2 separate regions of the Homo sapiens genome follow, and region 2 is linked to region 1. Evidence: read pairs that join two places in POLR2A ChIA-PET (ENCODE). Cell type or tissue: MCF 10A. All regions are shown on one strand. Links, peaks and the distances in the headings refer to the core of each region. The heading gives the core; the rest is flanking DNA.

Evidence for each region. ChIA-PET counts read pairs that join two places held together with the same protein. Peaks named below come from ENCODE experiments on the same cell type or tissue, not always from the same donor. Only the 100,000 strongest peaks of a DNase experiment are listed, where the experiment ranks them.
Region 2: POLR2A ChIA-PET joins it to region 1 with 15 read pairs; 13 of 35 experiments call an interaction of 5 or more read pairs at or near these places.

What each region holds. Positions count from the first base shown.
Region 1 is chr11:62,617,730-62,624,920 of GRCh38, forward strand. B3GAT3 (beta-1,3-glucuronyltransferase 3) reads right to left here and starts at 4,257. Exons shown (of 5, transcript NM_012200.4): 1 at 4,137-4,257; 2 at 2,768-2,942. The coding sequence starts at 4,218. It overlaps GANAB (glucosidase II alpha subunit), which reads right to left. Exons shown (of 24, transcript NM_198334.3): 24 at 7,100-7,191. RefSeq lists an enhancer at 3,510-4,103 and silencers at 3,972-4,381, 6,786-7,111. In MCF 10A, for the core only: no CTCF peak of the experiment used is centred there; a DNase peak (open chromatin) is centred at 4,452.
Region 2 is chr11:62,552,622-62,559,812 of GRCh38, forward strand. EEF1G (eukaryotic translation elongation factor 1 gamma) reads right to left here. Exons shown (of 10, transcript NM_001404.5): 10 at 6,975-7,191. The coding sequence ends at 7,058. Among named protein-coding and RNA genes, the nearest start is that of AHNAK, 9.4 kb to the left of the region's middle. RefSeq lists enhancers at 3,384-4,189, 3,592-3,681, 3,692-3,751, 4,082-4,221, 4,190-4,993 and 4 more and a silencer at 1,040-1,089. In MCF 10A, for the core only: no CTCF peak of the experiment used is centred there; DNase peaks (open chromatin) are centred at 1,570, 3,760 and 4,010.

The DNA of each region.
Region 1 (7,191 bases), core at 2,526-6,525:
TGCTGGGTGTAGTGGCACATGCCTGTAATCTCAGCTACTTGGGAGGCTGAGGCAGGAGAATCGCTTGAACCTGGAAGGAGGAGGTTGGAGTGAGCTGAGATCGCACCATTTCACTCCAGCCTCAGTGATAACAGCAAAACTCCATCTCAAAAAAAAAAAAAAAAGGCCGGGCATGTTGGCTCACGCCTATAATCCCAGCACTTTAGGAGGCCGAGGTGGGCGGATCACCTGAGGTTAGGAGTTCGAGACCAGCCTGCCCAACATGGCGAAGCCCCGTCTCTATTAAAAATACAAAAAATTACCCAGGCATGGTGGCAGTCACCTGTAATCCTAGCTACTCGGGAGGCTGAGGCAGAAGAATCGCTTGAACCCGGGAGGCGAAGGTTGCAGTGAGCCGAGATTGTGCCACTGCACTCCAGCCTGAGCGACAAGAGCGAAACTCTGTCTCAAAAAAAAAAAAAAAAAAAAAAAAAAACAAATTAAGGGCACAGGCTTTGGGATCAGGTAGATCTGGGTTTGAAATCCAGTTTTGTAACTTATTATGTGAGACAATTTGGGAAAATGGCTCAATCTCCCTAAGCCTCAGTTTCCTCAACTGTAAAATGGGAATAACAGTACTTTATAACAATGTTGTTTTAAAGATTAAATAAGAGCTGGGGATGGTGGCTCACACCTGTAATCCCAGCACTTTGGGAAGCTGAGGCAGGTGGATCATGAGGTCAGGAGATCGAGACCATCCTGGCTAACACGGTGAAACCCCATCTCTACTAAAAATATAAAAAATTAGCTGGGTGTGGTGGCGGGCACCTGTAGTCCCAGCTACTTGGGAGGCTGAGGCAGGAGAATGGCGTGAACCCGGGAGGCAGAGCTTGCAGTGAGCCAAGATCACGCCATTGCACCCAGCCTAGATGACAGAGCGAGACTCCATCTCAAAAAAAAAAAAAATACAAAAGTAAAATACAAAAAATTACTGGCCAGGCATGGTGGCTCACACCTGTAATCCCAGCACTTTGAGAGGCCGAAGCAGGTGGAACACGAAGTCAGGAGTTCCAGACCAGCCTGGCCAACATGGTGAAACCCCATCTCTACTAAAGATACAAAAAATTAGCCGGGTGTGGTGGCGCATGCTTGTAACCCCAGCTACTCGGGGGGCTGAGGCAGGAGAATTGCTTCAATCCGGGAGGTGGAGGTTGCAGTGAGCCGAGATCGTGCCATTGCACTCCAGCCTGGGCGACAGAGTGAGACTCCATCTCGGGAAAAAAAAAAAAAAAATTAGCCTGGTGTGGTGGTGCACGCCTGTAATCCCAGCTACTCGGGAGGCTGAGGCAGGAGAATCGCTTGAACCCGGGAGGTGGAGGTTGCAGTGAGCCAAGATCACACCACTGCACTCCAGCCTGGGCAACAGAGCAAGACTCCATCTCGGTGTTGCGGGGAGGCGGGGGGAAGAAAAAAAAAAAAGGAACAAACCAGGAATGTGGAACGTGGGGCTTGGCCTCTTCTGTACTTCTTTATCCTTCAGATCTACCTGCCTGTCCCAGGGCTGGTTGTGTGTGCATGTCGCAGGTGGGGTCTAGAGCTTCCTATGCGTGAATGGGACAGCCATCTGATTCCCAGAAGATGTATTAACACCCTTATGGCTACAGATCCAAAACCACATTCCCCAATTGGTTTTATTAGTAAAACCAATTACATTTGATTTAAAACAAAAGCAAATGTAAATCACTAAATACAGTGCCTGCTAGAGAGTAAACACACTGTAAGTAACAGCTGGTATAACTATTTCTGGACCCTAGTATGACTATCAGGCCAAGCACTTTCAACTTTTTTTTTTTTGAAATGGGCTCTCTCTGTCGCCCAGGCTGCATGATCTCCACTCACTGCAACCTCCGCCGCCCAGGATCAAGCAATCTTCCCACCTCAGCCTCCAGAGTAGCTGAGATTACAGGCATGCACCATCACGCCTAGCTAACTTTTTTTTTTTTTTTTTTTTTTTTTCAGAGACAAGAGTTTCACCATGTTGCCCAGGCTGGTCTCAAACTCCTGAGCTCAGGCGATCCGCCAGCCTCGGGCTCCCAAAGTGCTGGGATTACAGGCGTGAGCCACTGCGCCCAGACAAGCCCTTTCAACTTTAATCAGGGGGTTTTAACTTTCTTGCCAAACGGTCCCTAAGGAGAGAGAGTTAATTCACTGCCAAGCTCAAAATTTCTTTGAAATGTTATTGTTCTATCTTATAATTTGGTAGAAATTTTGTATTTTCCTTCTAGAAAAAGAACTATTTTTTTTCTTTTTTCTTTTGTTTTGTTTTGTTTTTGAGATGGAGTTTCACTCTTGTTGCCCAGGCTGGAGTGCAATAGCGCACTCTCAGCTCACTGCAACCTCCGCCTCTCAGGTTCAAGGGATTCTCCTGCCTCAGCCTCCCCAGTAGCTGGGATTATAGGCATGCGCCACCACGCCTGGCTAATTTTGTATTTTTAGTAGAGACGGGGTTTTGCCATGTTGGCCAGGCTGGTCTCGAACTCCTGACCTCAGGTGATCCACCCGCCTCGGCCTCCCAAAGTGCTGGGATTACAGGCGTGAGCCACCACACCCAGCCTGAAAAAGAACTATTTTCCCACAAATATTTGAGTATAAATGTGGTTCATTTATCCTGTCTTTGGCATGCTCTAGTTTGAGGAACAACTCCTAGCCCAGTGCCTCCCCAAACTCCTCATCATCAACTCCAACTTCTTGGACAACGCAGACCTCTTGAGTGCACCAGAGCCCATACCTGGCATAGGTGGGGGTAACAACATAGATAGTAGGCAGGGCCTCGGGTTCAGGGGGCTGGGCAGGGGCAGGGGGTGGCCGTCGGAGTTCCGCTTGCAGCTGGGAAATCCTCAGATCCTTCTGCCGTAGCTGCTCGGCTGCTGCCCGCAGGGGAGGAAGGCAGTCACATGGCTGGCCTGGTCCCAGGAAGCATTAATGGGGAAAGAAGGTGGGGACAGAGAACCGCAGAATGTTCAGCATCCCAAAGGGCCGTAATCGTCTCATTAATTCCTAACCAATGCAGGTATCACCTTATGACTTCCCTAGTAGCCTTTTCTATACCTCTCGTGTGGGAAACTCACTGCCTCAAGCAGCAGACCCTCTCCAACTTTAATAAATTCCATTGTTACAATTTTATGTTGGATATTGAGCTGATTCCATCTTTTCTACCTGCTGGTCCTAATTTTGCCTTCTGGGCTTCTAACAAGCTCATGTCCTTAAACAGGACAGTCTTTTCAGAGTCCAAGGTGCCAACTAACCATTACACTATGGAACCCCTTTTGGACAGTCTTTCAAATACCTGAGGATAACGCAGTGGCACTGTCCCTAAATCTTTGCATAAGGGGCAGGGTTCGATCCATTCCCTTGGCTAGGTGACCAAAGACTCATTGTTAAATTCATTGATTCCATCGTAGGATAAATATTTATTGAATACTCTTCCTAGGAGGCACTGCCTTAGGTGCTGGGGATACAGCAGGGAACAAAACAGACACAGTCCCTGCCCTCATCGAGCTTTCTGTTTAGTGGAGGAAGCAGACACTAAGCAAAGAAACAAATTAATAACATTATTACAAACTGTGATGGGGCCATGAAGAAAATAATCAGGATAGAGAATAAAAGGGAATGGAATTAAGAATGGTAACTTTAGCTATGGTGGTCAGGGAAGGCCTCTCTGAGGAGGTGACATTTGAGCTAAGACCTGAAGGATGAGAAAGAGGCAGCCCGGGAAACGCTGGAAGCAAAGCACCCCAAGCAGAGGGAACAAGTTAAGTGCTTGAGAGAGTAATGAGCGTGGGGTTTTCGAGAAACTGTCAGCAAGCCAGTCTGGCTGCAGCAGAGCGAGGGAGAGGGGTGGAAATGGGGTTGGGAGAGGCGGACGGCAGCAGGATCATGCGGGGCCTTGCAGGCTCTGGGAAGGAGTCTGGATTTCATCCGAGGTGCGGCGGGTAGCCGCGGTGCGTTCTATAGAGGGCAGTGCGCCTGAGGCCGCAGAGCTGTCCGGAGGGCCGAGCGGATGAATGGTGTTTGCCGGGGGTTCATCCCCAGGGCGGGATGCACGGCGGCGGGCGCCCTCGGGCCAGCCCGCCGCACCCCCGCCCCGCCCCGCTCACCGAGCTGTACCAGCGCGTAGAGGAGGCCGGCGATCGACACCAGGAAGTAGGCGAGAAACACGTTCTTCAGCTTCAGCTTCATGGCCGCGCCGCCGCCCGCGCCCGAGCAGGCGGGGTCTGCAGGGGACGAGGGGTTCCCGCCCCAAACCCCGGCTCCTGTCCGCAGGCCCCGCCCCTGCAGCGGCTCCGCCCTGCGTCCCGCCTTCCTCGCACTCCCCTACCAGCTCCCAGCTGGGGCTGGCAGCGCCGCCAGGGCACGCTTCCGGTCATCTGTGCACCCCCCCGCCTTGTAGACTTGATTTCCGGTCCCACCGCCAGGTTCCGGGAACCACCGGGTGGTGACGTCACATCCGGCGTGCCAAACTCGCGTGGCCGGCAGTCAAAACCCCGGGTAGGTGCAGAATCTCGAGTAGGTGCACGTGGTACCTACCTCGAGACCCGCCCCCTCATCACGGAATTGCCTGAGAAAGCCAGTCCTGGCGCCCAGATCTTCACCTTATTCATCCATCCAGTCAGTCACGCCACCCAATAGCTGTTGCTCAATACTTATTACACGAATGAAATCTAAGGCCCACCACATGATCCTCTGGGTGTCTCTCCTGGAATCCTCACTATAATACTTTGAGATAGATAAGAAACCAAAGTTGACAAAAATTATGTCATTGCCACAGGGCAGTTTTGTGTCCTTTCTGGACACCCGATTCCAGCATCTCTAGTGTGTCCTCTGGCCCACATTTCTTCAACAGATGACAACAGGGGTGCCAAGGAAGTGTTTTAACTACCAGGAAATTGATTGGAAATAGTTCCTGAGCTGGGGAATTCCATGAATGCATCCCCTTCCTCCTCACAAGCACAAGCCATCCTTCTCATTTTTCCTTTAAAAAAAAAAAAAAGGGCCCGGCCCAGTGGCTCATGCCTGTAATCCTGGCACTTTAGAAGCCCAGGAGTTTCAGATCAGCCTGGGCAACAAGGCAAAACCCCGTCTCTACAAAAAAAACACAAAAATTAGCTGGGTGTGATGGCGCGGGCCTACAGTCCCAGCTACTTGGGAGGCTGACATGGGAGGCTGAGGCTGTGGTGAGCCGTGATCATGCCACTGCACTCCAGCTTGGGTGACTGGGTGAGACCGTCTCAAAAAAAAAATAACCCCCCAAAAAAAGTTTCTGGTAAAATAATCTCTGACTTGTGGTCAGTCTACAAAATGAGGGGAAGGGGGAACAGTATACTTCCTGTCACTAAAACAATGGGAAACTTTAAAAAGTGCTGTTAGCAGCTGGGCGCGGTGGCTCACGCCTGTAATCCCAGCACTTTGGGAGGCCGAGACAGGCGGATCACGAGGTCAGGAGATCGAGACCATCCTGGCTAACACGGTGAAACCCCGTCTCTACTAAAAAACACAAAAAAATTAGCAGGGTGTAGTGGCGGGCGCCTGCAGTCCCAGCTACTCAGGAGGCTGAGGCAGGAGAATGGCGTGAACCCGGGAAGCAGAGCTTGCCAAGAGCCGAGATCGCACCACTGCACTCCAGCCTGGGCGACTGAGGGAGACTCCGTCTCAAAAACAAAAACAAAAACAAAAGTGCTGTTAGCTACAAGCAGAAGCCTCTAGGTTGGGCACAGTGATCGATGCCTGTAATCCCAGAACTTTAGAAGCCTGGGAGGTCAAGGCTGCAATGAGCCAGGATCATACCACAGCACTCCCCGCACTCCAGCCTGAGCAATAGAGCGAAACTATGTCTCCTCAACCCCCGACATCCTCCAAAAGTTTAGTTTGAGAAACAGCTATCTGACCTTATGGCTATTTCTATCCAAGAGGGACTCCATTGGCTCTGATCACCACTTACTAACTAGGCCTACTAAAATGTGATGATCTTGCTGGGCTCTTCTACGAAAATATCTAGCAACCCAAGGAAGGCTTGCACTTGCTCATTTTGCTGAAATCAAGGATGCTCATGCTGGCCGGGAACAGTGGCTCATCCCTGTAATCCCAGCACTTTGGAAGGCCGAGGCAGGTGGATCACTTGAGGCCAGGAGTTCGAGACAACATGGTGAAACCCCATCTCTACTAAAGATACAAAAATCAGCCAGACGTGGTAGCAGGTGCCTGTAGTCCTAGCTACTTGGGGGCTGAGGCAAGAGAATCGCTTGAACCTGGGAGGCAGAGGTTGTAGTGAGCCGAGATCACACCATTGCACTCCAGCCTGGGCAACAGTGAGACTCCATCTCAAAAAAAAAAAAAAAAAACCCAAAAAGGATGCTTATGCTGAAGCCAAATGAAAATGTAAGGCCCATGGCCAGGCATGGTGCCTCACGCCTGTAATCCCAGCACTTTGGGAGGCCAAGGCGGGCAGATCACCTGAGGTCAGGAGTTCAAGATCAGCATGGCTAACATGGCGAAACCCCATCTCTACTAAAAATACAAAAATGAAGCTGGCCATGGTCGCAGGTGCCCGTAATCCCAGCTATTAAGGAGGCTGAGGTGGGAGAACTGCCTGAACCCAGGAGGCAGAGGTTGCAACGAGCCAGGATCACACACTGTACTCCAGCCTGGCGACACTCTGTCTCAAAAAAAAAAAAAAAAAAAAAAAGACCCAGGGCGCAGTGGCTCACTCCTTTAATTCCAGCACTTTGGGAGGCCGAGGCAGGCGGATCACCTGAGGTCAGGAGTTCCAGACCAGCCTGGCCAACATGGTGAAACCCCATCTCTAATAAAAATACAAAAATTAGCTGGGCATGGTGGCGCATGCCTGTAGTCCCAGCGACTCGGGAGGTTGAGGCACGAGAACTGCTTGAACCTGGGAGGCAGAGGTTGCAATGAGCCCAGATCATGCCATTGCATTCCAGCCTGGGCAACAGAGTGAGACTCAGTCTCAAAAAAGAAAAAAAAAGGAAAGCAAATGTAAGGTCTCTAGGCTTCTAGGGTCTGTGGCTCAGGCTAGAACTAGAATCCAGACTACCACCAGTTATTTATGGTTTATCCCTTTATTGTTTCTCCTTTGATCAAAACGTGTCACAGCTGGGAACCAAGAGGAAGTAAAAAAAATACCCACAAATATTC
Region 2 (7,191 bases), core at 1,570-5,569, 66 kb before region 1:
CACCAGCCCAGGGATTAGCATCCCTGCCAAACAGGCCCTTCTCCATTCACTTCCGTCACTTCCTAATCTGTCATTGTCCACCCCACCCCCCAAAAGCAAATCTATCTGGTGATTCTGGAATCCAAACATTATTTCCTAAGCAATTCTCAAGCCCCAAACCCTTAACCCTAGCCGAAAATATAAAGCCAAGTAAAATCATCCTTCCCCAGCTCAATTCAAATCCCAGCCTGTATTTAAACTTCAAGCTTCAAATAAGGAGTTCCTGAATTTCTTAGATCAGAGAGCTTTGATACACAGAAACTCTCCAATTACACTCAGTCCTAATGAAATCTTCAAGCCCAACCAGAACCCAAGTTAAAGCTGGTTAGAGAACAAGAGACATGAGGCTGTCTCCAGAGTACCGTCTGGGAGGAAAGAAGGCAAAGAAAGACTGTCCAGGCAGGTGGAAGGGAAAGAAATTGGGCAGGGAGAGTGGGGCAGGTGGACACGATGGGTCATGGCTGGATTTCAGGCAGAGTTAGGGGTGTGGGAATGCTGTGGGGCAATAAGAGGAGATGCAGACCTGAGATTAAGGAAAAGAAGCGACAAGACATGAGGCTGTGAAGGAAGGAGGGAGGGAGAGAGAGAAAACAGAAGAGCTCAGCACTGAGCTAAGGACTGGGCGGGCTGAGTTGTAAACAGGAGCCGAGGGAGGGAGTTGGAGTAAACGGAGCAGCCAACGCCCCAGCCAGCTCCCCTCCCCAGTGGGGAGCAGGGAGGGAGGGGCTGAGGAAGCGGGGAACACCACCTCCTCACCCCTTTCTTGGAATCTGCTTTTCTCCTGTCCTTTCCAACTTCCTCTGCCTTTCCCCCAGCTTCCTGGGGAAAGAGAGACCAGCCTGGGTTTCCCTCTCTCCTCTGCTTACAGTTCCCTAAGTCCAGTTGAAGGAGATCAGGCTGAGCAGGGAAGGAAGGGCCTAGGCTGCCCAGAGCCTGAGTCACCACATAGTTGAGGTTCCTGTCACTCGAAGTCCCGCCTCTGTTACACTCCGTGCCCTGTGCCCGCCCCAGGACTTGGATCGCTACATCTGACCCTGGCCCCAGGGCTGGCTCCACTTCCACGCTCCTTACCAAGCTACCCTTACCAAGCTACGGGTGCAGGAAGCCTTTAGATGCCTCGCTCTCCCTGCCCCTCCACACTTGGTATGCTGTGTCCACCACCCTTATCCCTCAGCATTTGAGGGCAGCATCCTCCTGCTCAGCTTTGGAGCAGAAGTGACTCAGTGAGTGACTGCAAGGATTGTGGAAAAGCTCGGATGCACCCTTGATAAGTCACTTCAACTCTCTGGGCTCCAGTTTCCCCACTGGTAAAATAACGGGTTATTAGAGACGGTCTCTGGCAGTCCCTGCAAGAGGTACATTCTGTATGTCTGAGTCAAAGAGATGGGTAATTACTATTGAAGAGTGGGATAAAAGGGGCGTGTTTGCTAACCCCTGTCCTAACAGTAAGAGTGGGTAGGGTAGGGCAGGGCTGGGCACAGGACCTGCCACCATAGGGCAGCCAACACCCTAGGCATCTTGGTGACTCAGGTCCCACATGGAAGAAGAGCCGGAAAGCACCCCTTGGGTCCCCTGTGAGTCAGGGGAAATGCGGATCTCCCTGAAGGATGACTGCCTGGGTTCCCGCTATAACCAACTATCCTTCCACCTTGAAAGTCTCCCAGGATGGGTACCGTAAGCTCATCATTCCACCTCCCTGGCCTGCTCAGCAGCTTCCACCCCTCCTGCCTGACCTTGGCAGCCCTTCTTCCCTCAGCCCTGAACTCTAGAGCCCTCCTTACCCTCTGACAGCTCCCCCTGCCCTACCACATTCCCTCCTTCACCCCTTGGCTCTGCCCATCTTCACCATCCACCCCATCCCAGCAGAGCCCGCCAGATGATTGCAAAAGGGCTGAGCCAGCAGAGAGGCCTTCACATGACAGCTGTTCCTGCTGCAGAGGGGAGGGGGCAGCTGGGAGTGGAGGCACATTCCATGGGAGATCCTATCAGAAATAGCCCCAAACCCTAACTGACCATCTGCCCCAATGATCTGCACATCGCCCATTCAATAGGCTTGCCTCAAAATCCTGAGGAAATCAAGAAAACAAAGAGGGGTGGAGAAGGGAGGGGCCTAGGGGAGTGAAGAGAGCCCAGGAACATTGAGACGGGGTCGCCAGGACATCACCACTGAGCCAGTACCACCAGCCCAAGGTATTCTCCCTCTAATGGGAGATGCAACTGATGGCAGTGCTGCCCTCCAGCACCCCCCACCATACCCTACTCCACCCATCCCTTGGGTGCTGAGGCACTGGGACACCCCAGTAATTCCCCTGGAGTAAAACAACAGCCTGCTCTGGGAGCCATGCCAGCCTGACTGGAGCAAACAGACAGGAACAGGTGGCAGTTTCTGTAACCTTTCAGGAGCACCAATGTGAGCTCCACAGCACTAGAGGAAGAGAACGGGGTGGGAACCCCAGAATCACATTCAAACATACAGGAGCAGGCCAGGCACGGTGGCTCACGCCTGTAATCCCAGCACTTTGGGAGGCCAAGGCGGGTGGATTACCTGAGGTCAGGAGTTCGAGTCCAGCCTGGCTAACATGGTGAAACCCCATCTCTGCTAAAAATACAAAAAAAAATTAACAGGCATGGTGGCACACACCTGTAATCCCAGCTACTTGGGAGGCTGAGGTGGGAGAATTGCCTGAGCCCGGGAGACAGAGGCTGCAGTGAGCCGAGATCATGCCACTGCCCCTCCAGCCTGGCCAACAAAGAGAGACTCTGTCTCGAAAAAAAAAAACAAAAACACAGGAACACAGCAAGTGGGGAAAGTCAGTGCCCTGCAGTGCCCTATAGGTACACTGGTTGGAGGAGCTGGGGAAGCTACAGCACCCAGAAAAATCCATTTGATGTGTGGAGGGAAAGTTCTGAGTTGACAACAAAGAGTGCCCGTTGCCATGAAAACCACAGTATTAATTTCAGAAATGACTGGGTGGAGCCTCCAAAGCACTTCATTCCCCTCCCTTCAACATTCTAGGCTTCCCCCACCTTTCAAAAGGGGAAGTGGCACATTTGGGGCATGTGGGCAGCTGGTGGGATGGGTCCGACCCAGTGAGAGCAGCAGCTGTCCAGCTCCAGCTCAAAGCAGGGCACGAAAAAAAGGAAACAATATAAGTCTTTCTTGGAAGAACTTTAAAGGTTTTTAACTTTTTAATAAGTGACTTAAGCAGAAGTGCCAAAAAAGCTAAGATAAATAGCTGCTTATAACCAGTATCTACTGGTTTATCTACAAACTAACCAAGTCTCTCTCAGCCCCTCCCATTCACACTCCAGGCTCTGTAAAGATTTTATCTGAGTCAACTGCAGCCCTGAGCCCCGACCCCTTCTCCAGTTTCTCTCACCCTCCCTCTGTGGAGGTTCTGAGATTTTGCCCAGTAAGTGGATAAAAGAGCCTCCCCCTTCCCTCATTCTACCCTAGTTTTCTAAGATCATGCCCTGCCCTCAGCCCCTGATCCATTCAAACACCCCCTTCCCTTTCTGCTCCTCACCCCAGTCTCTGTGCCATGTGCTGGACCATGGAGTCGGGTCGCCAGCTCTATGTGGTGTTTGGGTGGCATGAGACTCCCTAGCACCAAGAGAAAACTGCCCAGCAACCACAGACATCCACAGGCGCAGGCTCTGATTGGCTGCCCACAGCAAAAGCAAGGAAAAGGAAGGATCCAGCAAGCCATGGAGAGCCCAGCGGGGATGGGAAGGGCAAGAGCCCTTGCTGCAGTGACTCAGGCCTCCCTGGGGCAGGGCGGGGGACAGAAAGAACTCCAGATGTGCTTCCCCTTTCCTGCCTCACATCTGCCGTTAGAAACTTCCACTGTTAACCTCTCCCCTACCCACCACAGCAGAGAAGCCCTTGCATCCCACCCCCATCTAGAGGCCAACGGCCCAGCCTTCCTGGGGCCACAACCCTCTCGTCTTGAGGCTCCTCCTCCTGCTTGTGGGTACTGGCCCTAGCCCAAGTGCAAGCACTGCTTCAAACAACAACCTGGCCACCCTTACTCTGCACCGCGTGGCGAGGGCTGGAGGCAGGATGTGCAGATGACTCACTCTTCCTGCAGGCAGAGGAAGGCTGAGGTAGGGGTCTCTGCCCCAGCGCAGACCACCTAGTCCATGTGGGCTGCCAGGCCCGCTGCTGCCCATGGCCCACCCAGAACCCCCGACCCACTTCACAGTTGGGCTTCCCTCCTGAGCCTTTCAAGCAGCCCTCTAAAACCTAAACTACTCTTCCAACTTGGTCCCTCCTGCCTGAGGCTTCAGCCACAGGAGGTTACGGTAAGCAAACACCAGGAAGGTGGTGAAGGTCCCACAACCACAGAAGGAGGTGTGATTTGAAACAGAATTTGGGAAGAGTCTGACAGCTTCAGTGAGGCCCCAGCAACAAGCTAAAAGGCACGCCCCAAGCCTGCATCTAGCACTTTCAGTTGCAATCATGGCAAGCACTACTAAGGCCTCCAACTCCTGGCCTCAGCCATCCCCCCACCCAAGTAGCCAAGACTACAGGAACATGTCAATGCACCAGCTGCACCTAGCATTTTCAGATCCTAGCTAACAAGAGCTCAGGAGGCTCAGAAGAAAGGTTATCAAGTTTGGACCCAGCTCAAGATGAGCAGCCAGGGAGCAGTCTGAGCAAGCATCAGCCCATCTCCACCCATATGGATTCTAAACCACAACTCTTTTCTGCCCACTCCAACTGCAGGTCAAAGTGCTCAGCTGCAGATGACAGCCCTATCCCCTCCCAACTACCAGCCCATTGTATGTACCTGGTTTCCCCATCCAAGCCAAGAGCCCTCTTCTGTGCCTGGACTAAGAAACAGAATGAAAAAACCACACAGAAAATCATAAGCTGGGGACCAAAGGCAGTCAACCGTTTCTGCATATGCCTCAAAATGTGACTCAATCTAGAGGTTTCCAGTTTCACCTGAGCTGTTAAATTTACAGGAAGATCTTAAATGATCTTCGGAAAAGACAGAAGAGCAAGAAAATCTGAAAAGGATATTAATAAAAATTAAGCTCAAAGGGGAAAAAATAGTAACCTTTGGCCTGAGCAGGATATTAGCTGACAATTACAACTACTCTACCTTCTAGGAGGCAGCAGGGTGTGGACACAGGCTTCAAAGTGACACCCACTGGGCGTGGTGGCTCACGCCTGTAATCCAAACACTTTGGGAGGCCAAGGTGGGCAAATCATGAGGTCAGGAGTTCGAGACCAGCCTGGCCAACATGATAAAACCCCGTCTCTACTGAAAATACAAAAATTAGCTGGGCATGGTGCACGTGCCTGTAATCCCAGCTACTCAGGAGGCTGAGGCAGGAGAACTGCTTGAACCAGAACTCAGGAGGTGGAGGTTGTGGTGAGCCGAGATCACACCATTGCACTCCAGCCTGGGCAACAAGAGTGAAACTGTCTCAAAAAAAAAAAAAAAAGTCACACCCAAGTGAGGCGTGATGGCATGCACCTATAATCCCACCTACTAAGGGGGCTGAGGTGGGAGGATCACTTGAGGCCAGGACTTCAAAACTGTAGCACGATTGGTGGCTCACGCCTGTAATCCCAGCGCTTTGGGAGGCCGAGGTGGGCGGATCACGAGGTCAGGAGATCGAGACCACGGTGAAACCCCGTCTCTACTAAAAATACAAAAAATTAGCCTAGCGCGGTGGCGGGTGCCTGTAGTCCCAGCTACTCAGGAGGCTGAGGCAGGAAAATGGCGTTAACCCGGGAGGCGGAGCTTGCAGTGGAGCCAAGATCGCACCACTGTACTCCATCCTGGGCGACAGAGCGAGACTCCCGTCTCAAAGAAAAAAAAAAACTATAGCACGATTGAGCCTTTGTACAGCCAGCCACTGCACTCCAGCCTTAGCAACATAGCAAGAACCCCAGCTCTCAAATAAATAAAATTTAAAACATTTTCCTGACCCAGTTCTACCAAAAAAATTTTAAATTAAAAAAAAAAAGTGACACCCACTGGGTTCAAAACTCTGCCTCTACCACTTAAAATGTGTGATCACAGTCAAGTTAGTGAAATCTGTAAATCCCTATGCTTCCCGTTAGAAATCAGGGATACCACCACCAGACTGATAACACAGCCAGGAATGGGCCAATGGGCCAGGCCAGTGTCTGTTCTGAGTAGTCTGTGCCTTGTCCTGCAGGTTTGAGGCATTTGAACCACAGCCCTAGGGCAGGCATGGTGATGCATGCCTGCAATCCCACCACTTTGGGAGACCAAGGCGGGACGACCGCTGGAGGTCAGGAGTTTGAGAACAGCCTCGGCAATGTGGCGAAACCCTACCTCTACAAAAAAAAAAAAAAAAACCCACCACGAAAATTAGCCGGGCGTGGTGGTGCACACCTATAGTCCCAGCTACTCAGGAGGCTAAGGTGGGAGGATGGCTTGAGCCTGGGAGACAGAGGTTGAGCTGAGACTGCACCACTACACTCCAGCCTGGGCAACAGAGCCAGACCTTGTCTGAAAAAAAAAAAGAAAAAAAAAGAAAAAGAAACTACAACCCTTGCATATTGTCAGCTACCTACCTCACAGGACAGTTACAGGAAATAATGTAAAGTTCCTTTGCGCTCTGTGAATTATACACGTTAGCTCTTGTTATTAGCAGCTATTCTCTCCCTTCACTGGGAAAGGCCTGGAATCTGATCCCTAAGAATTAGGTAGTCACAAAGCCCCATGTCACTACCCGCCCCAACTGCTTCCGCTCTTTCCCAGCTAGAAGACAGTCATCACCGTAGGAGGCAGGGTAATTAAAATCACAAGTGAACACAGGCCTCTATTTCTGTTCTTCTGAAGTCTTCTCTCCTGCATATCGAGGTACTGCGAACACAGAAAGTACCCTGCTTCAACATATCTACTCCCCTTGAAGACGCCACCACTCACAAAGGAGGCAGGACAGGAAAGGGTTCAATGTTCAGTTTCCTTTAATGACCCCCATCTCCCTGAAGGGCAGGTGCAGGCAGCTAGGTGATGGCAAGAGATGTTCACTTGAAGATCTTGCCCTGATTGAAGGCTTTGCCCACATGCTGGAAGGCCCCCTCCCAGGAAAAGTACTCTCGAACCAGCGTCTGGGTCTCCTCGCTGCCAGGATCCAGTTTCCGCCATGTGTATGACTCGT